Linked DNA regions of Mus musculus: region 1 is linked to region 2. A link is a contact called in ENCODE Hi-C data. All regions are on one chromosome and are shown on one strand. Each heading gives the region's core, a stretch centred on a gene start or an enhancer-like site at or near the end of the contact. The rest is flanking DNA. Distances are from core to core; before and after follow the strand shown. Region 1 has its middle 7.1 kb from the start of Ifngr2. Region 2 holds the start of Krtap26-1 (keratin associated protein 26-1).

What was found. A loop is a pair of places that touch in the nucleus more often than their neighbours do.
Region 1: a loop to region 2 is called in a map of regulatory T cell, with 20 times the contacts of the local background. The contact joins the enhancer-like site here to the promoter of Krtap26-1 in region 2. A Hi-C loop is called at or near these places in 3 of 37 maps with a recorded cell type or tissue (T-helper 17 cell and regulatory T cell).

The regions. Positions count from the first base shown.
Region 1 is chr16:91,536,732-91,543,093 of GRCm38, reverse strand. It overlaps the pseudogene Gm7860. Among named protein-coding and RNA genes, the nearest start is that of Ifngr2, 7.1 kb to the left of the region's middle. Within about 2 kb of position 4,898, at least 1 of the 3 ENCODE cell types and tissues checked has a DNase peak (open chromatin) inside an H3K27ac peak, as active enhancers do.
Region 2 is chr16:88,645,792-88,651,450 of GRCm38, reverse strand. It overlaps Krtap26-1 (keratin associated protein 26-1), which reads left to right and starts at 3,655. Exons shown (of 1, transcript NM_027105.3): 1 at 3,655-4,627. The coding sequence starts at 3,720. The coding sequence ends at 4,367.

The sequences.
Region 1 (6,362 bases), core at 3,649-6,148, 2.9 Mb before region 2:
TTCATTGTGTATTGTTTTATATAAAGAGAGTCCATAAATATTATATTAACTTTGGCTTTACAAAACCTGAGTCCACCCCACCCTTTTCTGGAAGTCATTGCCTTCCAGGCTGTTGCTGTGAAAAATTTACCTCATGCTAATAGCCTGCGTTTAGAAGGATGCCAGTTCCCCCTGCCCCCAAAGTAGGTGGATGAAAATGTCAGAGAGAAGCTAGTGATGAGTCCGGAAATGTTGGGTCCCTCAGTGCTCAAGGACCTAAAGGTTCTGACTCCATTGCACAGATTTGGGACCCATCAGAGCTGGGAACTCTGCCCAGGAGTGGATTTGTATTGTATCCGCTTTGCTGAGTTGAAACTGCTCTTCCTAGATTTCCTGAGTTAGAACCGGTGGGAACAGGTGTTTGTACACCGGGCTCATCGGGTTGAAGGGAGCACATGGCTGTAATTTTTTTTTCTTCCGAGACAGGGTTTCTCTGTGTAGCCCTGGCTGTCCTGGAACTCACTCTGTAGATCAGGCTGGCCTCGAACTCAGAAATCTGCCTGCGTCTGCCTCCCGAGTGCTGGGATTAAAGGCGTGCGCCACCACGCCCCGCTCTGTAATTTTTCAACTCATAAGGTTGGGTTATAAGTAAACCCTTGTCACTGCTCACAGGGTATGGCTTACTTCCTGGTTGGCAGGAATGAGCCCCTACTGGATATTCCACTACAGCTTCATTATCTCCTGTGCCAGGTGTGCCTAGTTTTGCTCTGTGGCAAAGGGTGCCAGCTTACCTGCGGGACACCTGCATGAATACTCAAATTGGTAATGAATATTCAAATTGGAGGCCTTTTGATGGAGAGACCAGTGAGGTCCGAATTCTAGTTAGTCTTAGGGGCTAACTGGTCCATGATTCCTTACTTCCGGTTCATCTTCTCCCAATTTCCCGTCTGAGCTCTTCATCCCCAGACATCAGAAAGACGACGCCACATAGACTGTGGTTAACTCCTATAATTGTATCAGATCAAATACTTACAATCGCTTATTACATGCACGCATGTGCACATATGCACACTGCATGATGCTTCTGCTCCTTGCTCACATTCAGGCTGAGTTTGCCTCAGATCACGTGATCGATAGCTGCCACTGGGCGGGCGTACTAGCTTCTCTCTGACATTTTTATCCATCTGCTTGGGGGGAGGGACCGGCAACCTCCCAAACGCAGGCTGTTAGCACAAGGGAAATTTTCCCATAGCTCAGTCTTGCTTGATTTCAAAGCATATCTTGATTTCAGTTCATATCTAACTAACTTTGGCTGCTGTTGTTCCTTCTCCTGTAACCAGCCCTGTTCCGAGTCCCAGTAGCTCTCTCCTTGCTGTCACTACCCATGAGTCCCTGCAGCTGTGCTTTTCAGAGGCCACCTGTGCCCCCACCTCTGCTTCTTTTGCTGCTGTGCATTTAACCCCTTGCCCCTCCTCTCCTGGTCCCTCGTTCTCATGCCTATAGTCTAAAGTCTAAGCTTAATCTCTCCTCTGGGCTCCTGCCTCCTGAGACCTGGGGCCCTCCCTCACTACCCTCTTTCTTTGCTTGGGGTCACTTCTCAATTACTGCTTTCTATAGGGGGTAGCACCTCCATAGCGGGGTGGGGGGTAAGCTCACTGACTTCTCTGGGTGTTTGCAGTCGAGTGCCCTCTGTGGGCACAAACTGAGCCCCCTGTTTGAGTTAACCCTAAGTAGGAGCCTGATGATCCCTGAGTGAAGTTTTGGGGTTGTTGCTGGGCACCCAGGCTCAGGCTCAGGCTTTCCACAAATGGTAGTGACTTTTGCAGTTCTCACTTCCTTACAGGAACATTTATTTTGGCTCAGGATCTCAGAGAGTTTCACATTATCTCAGCAGGGACAGAGGAGCAGCAGGAGCAGAAATCTCCTGTGTTTTGTTAATTCTGAGAACCTTCCATTAGTCTTTTTTTCTAGAAAGATTAAGATCATTGTGTGTGTGTGTGTGTGTGTGTGTGTGTGTGTGGTATGTGATGTAACATTTATTCTCTGGGATCCTGTAAATTTCCAGGAAAATCCTGTCAGTTGAGCAAATCAGAGCTGTTCCAGATGCAGCGCTTGGTGCTGGGGTGATGGCTGTAAGTCACAGGACGAGCTTCGAGGCACCAGAGGGACATGTGTGACTCACTGCGGTGCTATCAGCAGACCTGAAGTTACGTCCACTGACAAGTGGTCCCCCATGTTCAGTCTTATGATGTGTGATTACTCCACTGAGCCTCACACAAACCCGAGACAGAAGGCAGTGACCATGGGTCTTGCTTTTGGACTGTCCAGAACCTTGCTGTCTGCGGGGCCATTTTTAGTCTTATGAATACCTTGTGCCTCAAGAAAATTTAGATCCCGAGCACCCCTTGCATACAGCAAGCATCCATCTTTTTAGGTTTGTGCCAGCTTCATCCTGCACAGGAGTGACTTTAAACAGCATGTCGCCATTGTCCCCAAAACACACCAAAAATCACCTGGCAACACCTCCTAGATGTCTGATTTGAAGCTGGGTGTGGTGGCGATCGCCTTTAATCCCAGCACTTGGGAGGCAGAGGCAGGCGGTTTTCTGAGTTTGAGTCCAGCCTGGTCTACAGAGTGAGTTCCAGGACAGCTAGGGCTACACAGAGAAACCCTGTCTCAAAAAAACAAAACAAAACAAAACAAAACAAAAAAAGACTATATATTTGATATTAACCTGGCTTTCCAGAGCAAGACACCCTAATGGCTACTTTGTCTGAGATATATTGATCTCTGTGATTTCCCCAAATGAGGGAGAGGGAAACCTGACTGATATTTTTATGATAGTGAGAAATTACACTTGCACTCTTCCCCCACGAATGTTAAAAACTGTAGTAAGTGCCAGTTGGTGGTGGTGCACAATTTTAATTAGGCGGATCTCTGAGTTCAAAGCCAGTCTGGACTACGGAGTGAGTTCGGGTCAGCCAAGGCTGCACAGAAAAAAACGCTGTCTTCAAAAACAAACAAACAGCTGCTGCGTCTTTGGGAAAACACCAAATGGCGGATGACACCAGTGCAGTGGGAGGGCCCGGAGGACCCGGGGCCCAGGATTAGGAGGCCACAGCGGCTTCTGTGGAGGATTTGGCAGCGGTCTTAGGGGCCACAGTCGTGGTTGAGGCTGTGGCCATGGTCGAGGCCGCGGGGCTCGTGGAGGTAAAGCTGAAGATAAGGAGTGGATCCCCATCACCAAGCTGGGCCGCCTGGTTAGGACATGAAGATCAAGGCCTTGGAGGAGATCTACCTGTTCTCCTTGCCCATTAAGGAGTCTGAGATCATTGACTTTTTCCTGGGTGCAGTCCTATAGGATGAGGTTCCGAAAATCATGCCAGTGCAGAAGCAGACTCAGGCTGGCCAGTGGACCAGGTTCAAGGCATTCGTTGCTATTGGGGACTACAATGGTCAGGTTGGTCTTGGCGTTAAGTGCTCCAAGGAGGTTGCCACTGCCATCTGAGGGGCCATCATCTTGGCCAAGCTTTCCATCGTCCCTGTGTGGAGAGGCTACTGGGGGAACAAGATTGGCAAGCCCCACACTGTTCCGTGCAAGGTGACAGGCCGCTGTGGCTCTGTGCTGGTGCGTCTCATCCCTGCCCCCAGAGGCACTGGCATTGTCTCTGCTCCTGTGCCCAAGAAGCTCCTGATGATGGCCGGTATAGATGACTGCTACACTTCAGCCAGGGGCTGCACTGCCACCCTGGGAACTTTGCCAAGGCCAACTTTGATGCCTTCTCCAAGACTTACAGCTACCTGACTGCTGACCTCTGGAAAGAGACTGTGTTCACCAAGTCTCCTTCTCAGGAATTCACTCGTCATCTTGTGAAAACCCACACCAGAGTCTCTGTTAAGAGGACCCAGGTTCCAGCTGTGCCTAAAACATAAGAGTTTTTATACGAGAAAAATAAACGAATTAACTCTGTTAAAACAAACAAACAAACAAAAACAAACAAACAGGAATCTTTTCCCTCGAAATATATATTTTTATTTGGTTACTGTTCCTCTCTGTGTTTGGAAAGGATTTACATGAAGCTCAAATAAATCTTGTTTACGGTCCTTCTCGCACTTGTGGGAGGAGAGTCCCTCTCCAGCGTGCATCCGTGTGCACTTGCGTGTGTGCTTACACTTGTGTGTATCTGTGGTAAGTGCACATGAGTATGTTTTGAACAAGACGTGAGCTTTGACCTGTGAAAAGGCCCACAGAGCAGAGTTGCTGAGAAAGGACAGTTTTGGTTTGTTTGTTTTTTCAGTCTCAGCCTCGGTGTCATTGCATGTAGCTTGTCTAGGAACGGGGCCTTAGCTGCTCATGTAGCCGCAACAAAAACGCACTGGGGGAAGTGAGTCTGACTTGCTTCCTGCTCCAACCCCTTGGGAGCAGCCAGTTGGCATCTCTCGAGGCAGAGTGGGTTACCACACTGCGGAGGGTGTAAATAAAAAGGCCTCAAGTAAAAAGACTTTCTGTTTTAATATGACCCCGAGGCTTTTCTAAGAATGTGAGCACTTTCCACAGGTCTTTGGGAACTTTTGAACCCCTATGGGGGCTTCGTCCCTCCCATCTGGGATGCCCCCAGCATGGCAGGGATCCATCCTAGGAGCCCCCAGTTCAGAGACAGGCGAGCTATGTTCCTCAGCGGTGCCTTCTGTGAGGCCTGCCTGGGCTTTTGTCCCGAGGTCAAGGTGGGTTGCATATTGCTGCTCTAACATGCCACAGACTTAGTGTTTCAAGATAAAAATAGCAAAAGGGTTGATACAGCTATGGCGCTGGGGGAGGCTCCAGGGGAAGAGAGATTCACTTCCTTGCTTTTTCTAGCTTCCTGTTCGTGGGCCCTTCTTACGTCAGCAGCAGCACAGATTCTCCAGTTGTTTGGCTCCTTCCCTCTCCTTCTTGCTTGTTCCATCTAGCTTTCGATCTCTCTCATCCTCTCACTCTCTGACCCCCTCTCCCCTTCCACATACAGGGAAACTTGTGCCCTGCCACCAAGGCCCATGTCCCAGAGGTTGGTCCCAGCCTGTGTTACTGCATGTGGTGGAACCATCATTTAAGACATAGGGCCCAATGGGAGGAAGTTAGGTCATTGGGAACGCACTGTCGAAGGCTCCAGTGAACCCCACCATTCCTCTCTCTTTGTCTCAGCCAGGTCCTTCTATCATAAGTTCTGTGTCACCAGAGGTCTAAAGAAACAAGGCTAAGCTACTGCAGATTTCGGTTTTGGAAACTGTGACCCAACATGAGCTTTCTCTCCTTGAAGTTGATTGATTTCAGGAGTTTTGCCACAGCACAGGAAGCTTGCTAATATTCCCATGTTGGCTGTTAGATCGCGGACATCTTTGGGACCCTTAATCCTCCCAAGCAGGGGTGGCACAGACTGACTGGAGCAGAGGGGGCCTTTCTCAGCACTCTTTTTTGGGTCTGTGTTTCATTTCCAAGTGGGCATTTCATACCCAAATAGCAGCCTTGGCTGGCCACTATGTCACCTTCCCTATCTCATCTCTACAGGCCATGACCTGGTAAGGATATGCATCCTGGGACTGGCACTGACTTTGTCCTTGTTAACTTACTAACATCCTGGCTTAACTAGAAAGGGAAGTCCAGGGAGTGTAGTTCAGTGGCAGAGAATCTACCCAGTGGGCCCTGGGTTCCATCTCCAGAACTGAAAGGAAATAAAATAAAATAAAATAAAATAAAATAAAATAAAATAAAAACAACAGAAAATCTAAATGGTATAGAAGGGTTAGAGTTCTCCTCTGGCCCAGAGAGATAAGAGCCAGAAGGATTTGAGGCAGTTCTTGATGAAGCCTCACAGGTCTGTGAGCAAGATAGCAGCCTCCTGGCTTCAAGAAGGCTGTGGGGATTCCGACACCCGGGCAGAGCTGGCCAGTCTTTAGGTCTGGGTAGGGAGAAGGCTTACTGGATAGCAGCTTTCTTTATTGAATCCTTTTAGCTTCTCTAGAGATAAGGCCTGGGGACAAACTCGTCTTGTATAAGATCAGGCCACAATGGAGGCTTCCAGGGAAAGCTGAAGAGAGCAACCCTAAGTCCCTCCTGGATTAGCTTGGCCAACACCTCTGGAAATCAACTGAACACTGCTTCCCAGTAATAATGATAATAAAAAAGCCAATGCTGTGCCCCATTTCCCCCTTATTTAGAGTTGGTAGGAAAGCAGTTTAGACCAAGGAATATGCTACAGGGCTGTTTGGGCTGTGTGCATGAAGAGGAGCCACACCCTCTACTCACGATTTGATGTCCGAGTTTTTGGTTGGAAATAATGTTCATATGTTTCAAATGGAAACAATTCATATGTCTCCATTTGCACGAAGTTCTGAGTAGTAGGATA
Region 2 (5,659 bases), core at 2,406-4,905:
GTGTGTATGTGTGTGTGTGTGTGTGTGTGTGTGTGTGTGTGTGTGTGTGTGTGTGTGTGTGTATTTGTTAGGACAGAGAGCAGTGCATACAACAGAGGAAACCAGGTAGACACAGGCAGCAGGGAGTTGAGCAATACAGCTTGAAAAGGAAGTTAAAGGGATGGTGATTATGTGTAGTTAAAGACTAGAGAAATCCAGTTTGGCAGGAATAGTCTGAGAAAAGTAATTATGAAAAAGGAGTTAAATTACTTAGAGTCAATAAAATTGCAGTTATTCCCAAGTACAGGATGGGAGTGGTAATCATCCAGCAGTTGACATGGAAAGAGGAAACGATGTGATTCTAGACATGAGCAGGCAAACCAGAGTGTCTCTGAAAGTCTTTGGGAAGCAGGAAGGGATTGGCCAAGTGCCTGGCTTGTTCTGTGCAGGCAACTGGAAATCAGTTTTGTTTTGGGTAGAGTTTCATGATGTAATTAACTTCAGGGTCTAATTCTAAACACAACATTCAGGTAGCATGGGAGACAGTGGGCTAGGAGTTACAGATACGGGATTCACAAAAGGCAATGTAAATGATAGCATAGATTACAGAATTAGGAATAGATGAAATGCATGATCATAGAGGCCTGAAAATGGAAAGACATCATAGGTCACTTTCCAGTCTACCCTTTCCTTTACTATTATCACCATTTTCTAAAAACAGATACTTGGTAGTTATTTCTTTAGTAAAGAACATTACTTCATTACCTACTAACACAAAGACATCTAGCAAGCCAGTTGAAATTTAGAGACACGATTGGAATCTTCCAGTCAAAAAATCCTGTTGTCAATTTTTTTTTTGGTGTTTATGTGTATTTCTACTGTCTGGCTTGTTTCCTTGTTTTCCAGATTCCTATGCCATGTCTTTCTATCCATAAAAGTTGGTACAACGTGTCAACTTTAATCAAGCATAATGGATTCTCCTTGCCTTCTCTGTACATCACATCACTTATAGACCTTGTGGGGGACTTATAGACGTATAGGGCTCTGTCTTGTCCACTGATGAAGGGTCCCTGGGACAAGGACCATTTTTATCTTTTGTTATTGTTTCTCTTATTCTGTGGTATATGTCTGAAATACTTGATAAATATTTTCTAAACTAACAAATGTGTGAAATAATCGGGGTGTCACACTTTCATGGCTGAGTGTGGCGAGGATTGCTCATCTAAGATAGAAGTATTCACAATCTTCCCTGGAGTGGTAAGGCCCTGATCACTGGATAAAAAGCTACAACGTGTGTTCATTTGGTGGAGTCCATGATTTCTCATTACTGTGGACTCTCTGGAATCTAGGGTGATAAGAGCCTGCCTATCTGTAAGTCATAGGCACCTGCAGGTAAGGTGCTTGATATTTGGACCAAATACACTCTGGTAGTAACAAAGCTGTTAGGACATAGGAATAACCTTCAGGGCTCTTATATTTTCTGAATGCCTGTGGTATTTTGTGTGGATATTTGTAGGTAAAAGTGATACTGACAGTGGCAGGGGATACATAAATTAATTCCCAGATTTATGTAGTTGTTAGATGACAGCATATATATATGTATATGTATGTATATATATACATATATATGTGTGTATATGTATGTATGTGTATATATATACACATATATATGTGTGTATATGTATGTATGTGTATATATATATATATATATGTGTGTGTGTGTGTGTGTGTGTATATATATATTCATCTCTCTGTGATTCCATTTTAGATTATTAGATAAAAATGTTTGGAGATATGGAGGAATTTGTGTTTATACCCTTTTCTTTATGTCTATTATGCTAATGTTCTGTATTTCAGATACAAATACTTAAAACAGTAATATTTTGCATTCTAAAATTATATTATGAATTGACATCAGAGATATGCATGACCATGCCACCAGATATTTCATGAAGTACTGACTAAGTTCTAATTATTTATAATTCTGTAACATTCCCCTTTAGGTAAAAAACACCCATACATAGAACACATACCGAACCCATGAACATGCATACGCCTCAGTGGTGGACTCATGACACAGGTGCTGGGCTCTTGGTTATATTAAAGATAAGCACACATAAAGAGCGTCAACACATAAATTCGATAAACATTAACCTAAATGTGGCTGTACCTATTACTAATGCCACTCAGCAGATGTGTCCAAGGTTGCACAAGAAGACTCCAGCTACTGCACACAAAGTATTACCTGGTGATGAGGTGCCAGAATGGGCTCCTTAATGACACCAGGCACAGACTGTCAAAGAGTAATGGCTCCTACCTCCTATTCTGAGCTCAATTTAGCACATAAGCATAAGACCTCAGAGTCTATATGGCTTTATCTTCACGCATATCCCTCCTGGTAAAAGAGACCTGCATTGCTGCAGAGAAACCAATGCGCTAGTTCATATTTTCTACTCTCCTGGGCAGAGGGAGACTTGATAAGTGTGGCCATGACCATTGAACATTAAAATAGAAGAAAGTGCTGTGATTTAAATTGAATTTCTAGCCAAAGGGAATGGAATTGAGATTTGGCAGATAATTTAAATTCCCATTAAAATAGCCACTGGAGGTACTGGATATGCCAGTCTGTGAAAACGGCAGTGGATCGTGGAGACTGGCCACTTCCATGTATTTAAACCACATATGTAAAGACATAGACATACAAGTTTTTAAATAGCCTTCAAAGTACTCAAACCTAGCGAAAGTTTGCATATACTCTAATGTAAGAATTTATACCAACCAAGGCATGGAATCCCTTTTGGAAATTGAGATCAGATGTAGGAAATAAACGCTGCCATGTTCATCATAAAAGGATTTGTTCTTTTTACTCAGAATGACGCCTTTCAGTGGTAATATGAATGACATTGTAAGATATGTTTGTTGGATTCATGATAAGTGCCATTTTGTCCAACCCTCTTTATGAATTTGTTCTTGTTCAACCTGGAGTCTATCGTTTTAACTGAACGACATCTCATTACCTACATTCTAAACCATCACGGACAAAGCACAATCTCAAGTGACTGTTTATTCATCTATAGAATTTAATGAAGCAAGCACTCATTTTCTGAATAAACATATTTTCATGGGAAACCATTTTCTATTCAGATGGTGAAATAAAGGAAAACATGCAGGAGTCTTTCCCAGGATGGCCTTTAAAATTCTTTTGATCATAAAAGTTGTAAGATTTTTTTATCTTCTCCTGCAAGCCTCTTGATTTTATATATATATATACCCATTTTACGAAGAGAATAGAATTACTTCTCAGCTAGTTATGTGTAGTTTGCTACTATTCAAAGTAGTTTGCTTCAAATTTCAAAGACAATTCCAAGGAAGAATTCTAAGAAAAATATTTGTGCTCTGGTGACTAGAACTGTACTGAGTCCATAACTTTACAAAGTGTCTGTTTGGGTTGGATAACTTTACCAGGGGCCCTATGAAAACCCAGACACTCTGATTTATGGTTATACTCAATCGATGGAAGGTATTTCAGGGATCATCCGGTTTTATGGGAGGCAGGAGCGCTACTTCCTGGGTATGAGAGAGTTTAGATGCAGCCTCAGACAACAAGGAAGATGAGTCTGCAGACAGAGCAGCCACTCTCTGAGAATATATAAAGGGAGAAGACGAATGAGGGTCAGACTCACACCTGACGTGCTCCCTCCCAGCTGCTCTTAGACCACTACCACTCTCTCAAGTTCACTATGGCTAGCCGTAACAACTGCTCCTCCTCCGGCAACTGCAGCTCTGGATCGCTCAGAAATACCTGCCACATCCCAGCCAGCTCCTCCATTGCCCTCTGCTCTACAAACATGGGCTGTGGAGAGGTCTTCTGCGTCCCCAGCAGCTGTCAAGATCACACCTGGTTCATGGACAACTGCCCAGAGACCTTTGCAGAACCTCTCAGTGGGCAGCCACCCAGCCGTGAAGCCAGCGGCTTTGAAAACTCTTGTTGCTCTTCGACATACTGTGTGCCCAGACACTGCCAAGGATCTGGCTATATTCCTGCGTCTTCCTTCATCTCTGGCTCTTGCCTCCCAGCATCCTACAGGCCTGTGAGCTATGTATCTAGCAGTTGCCGGCCAGTGAGTCCTTTCATGAACAACTGCCGTCCTGTAAGCTGTGTATCTGGTGGATACCGCCCACTCCCTTGTGGATCCAATAGCTGCCGACCTCTGGGCATTGTCACTTATGGATGCAGGCCTTCAGGTTGTGTGACCTATGGCCCTCAGACCATTCACATTGTGTCAAACAGCCTGAGACCTCTGCAGCCTGTCTGCGGTGGTTGCCAACCATCGATCCCTGTGTTTGGCACTTGTCGTCCTTCTTGCTCTGCACAAGGAGGTCAGTAGCTTCCTTGTTCCAGTGAAAAGCAATGAAGACTCAGGATAAAAATTGCAACACTCTGGCTGTTTGCTTCTTTCTGAGTAGCGATTACATTTTCTTGTTCTCACTGTCTATGTTAATGCAAACTGTTCCTTTCACACTGTGACTTGCTTTTATCTTTCCCTTGTTGTAAAAATTCCTGCTTCTATTGCTGCTAGTGTTGCTTAGGCAGGGAACTGTGTACCTGATATGATCTGCACTATAATAAATGAGATAATTCAGAATTAAGAATCTAGTGCGTTGATTTTTCGTTCATGACTTCATTGTAATGCAGGCACGAGCAGCCTCACCTGGTTGCCAGGGGATGTTCTATTGTATTTGCTACCTGATAACCCGGGCAATGGCTTATTATTTAGGAGAATAATGGCTTCAGAACAATATGGGGGAGCAAACTATGACCTTTCTCAAAGTTATGGTCAAAAGGAAAGCTCAACTCTAATCTCTGACCTCTGATTCCTATTGCACACACATCCTCCAGACTATTCTCTAACTGCAAACCCTGCAGTAAGCTTTAGTGTAAGCCTAGGTTGGTCCCTTTGATCTGATCCCATAAGACATAAGTACTTTCTTTGATGCCGCTGCCCTGGCTTCGTCTCTCAATTTATCCCCTTCTACTTAGTATTGCAAGTACTGTATACCCACACCGTTGTCTGACATATGGTGTTCCATAAATGTATCCTTATAAAAATAATCATCACCATTTTATTTATGCCTTTGTCAAGAACACTTTGACCTTCTCCATCTGCTGGAAATATCACAACACAGTTCAAATTCGTTAATTAACCTTAGACGTAAACAAACTAAGAAACGATTGAACACTCACGTATTGTAGAGTCGTGTGTGTTGGGCAGAAGAGACAGAGATGTAAGGAAGTCTGATATGTACTATCAGAGCTTGCCAGAAGTCATACACTATGGAATGCATCTTAATTAAATCCCATTAATTAAATAAAGCTTAACTCTTTAAGTATGTCAATGCTCATGTTTTTTTAGATACTGGAAATGGCCATCTTCAAATGCAAAAAATTAAAAGAGGATTCTAAATTACTCTCATGTGCATTCTCAGAGATATGATCAGAAATCAACCGAGGAAAACAGAGGGATGGAGATTCAATGGAAGGATTTTTAAAATACTAAAAGCACTTGTGAGATAGCAGACCGAGGACATAGATCCTTTACAAGTCCCAGCTAAATTCTGAGATGACAGAACATTTCCACCTTCTCTGCCATATTTACGCAGAGAAGCTTGGCCTGGTAAA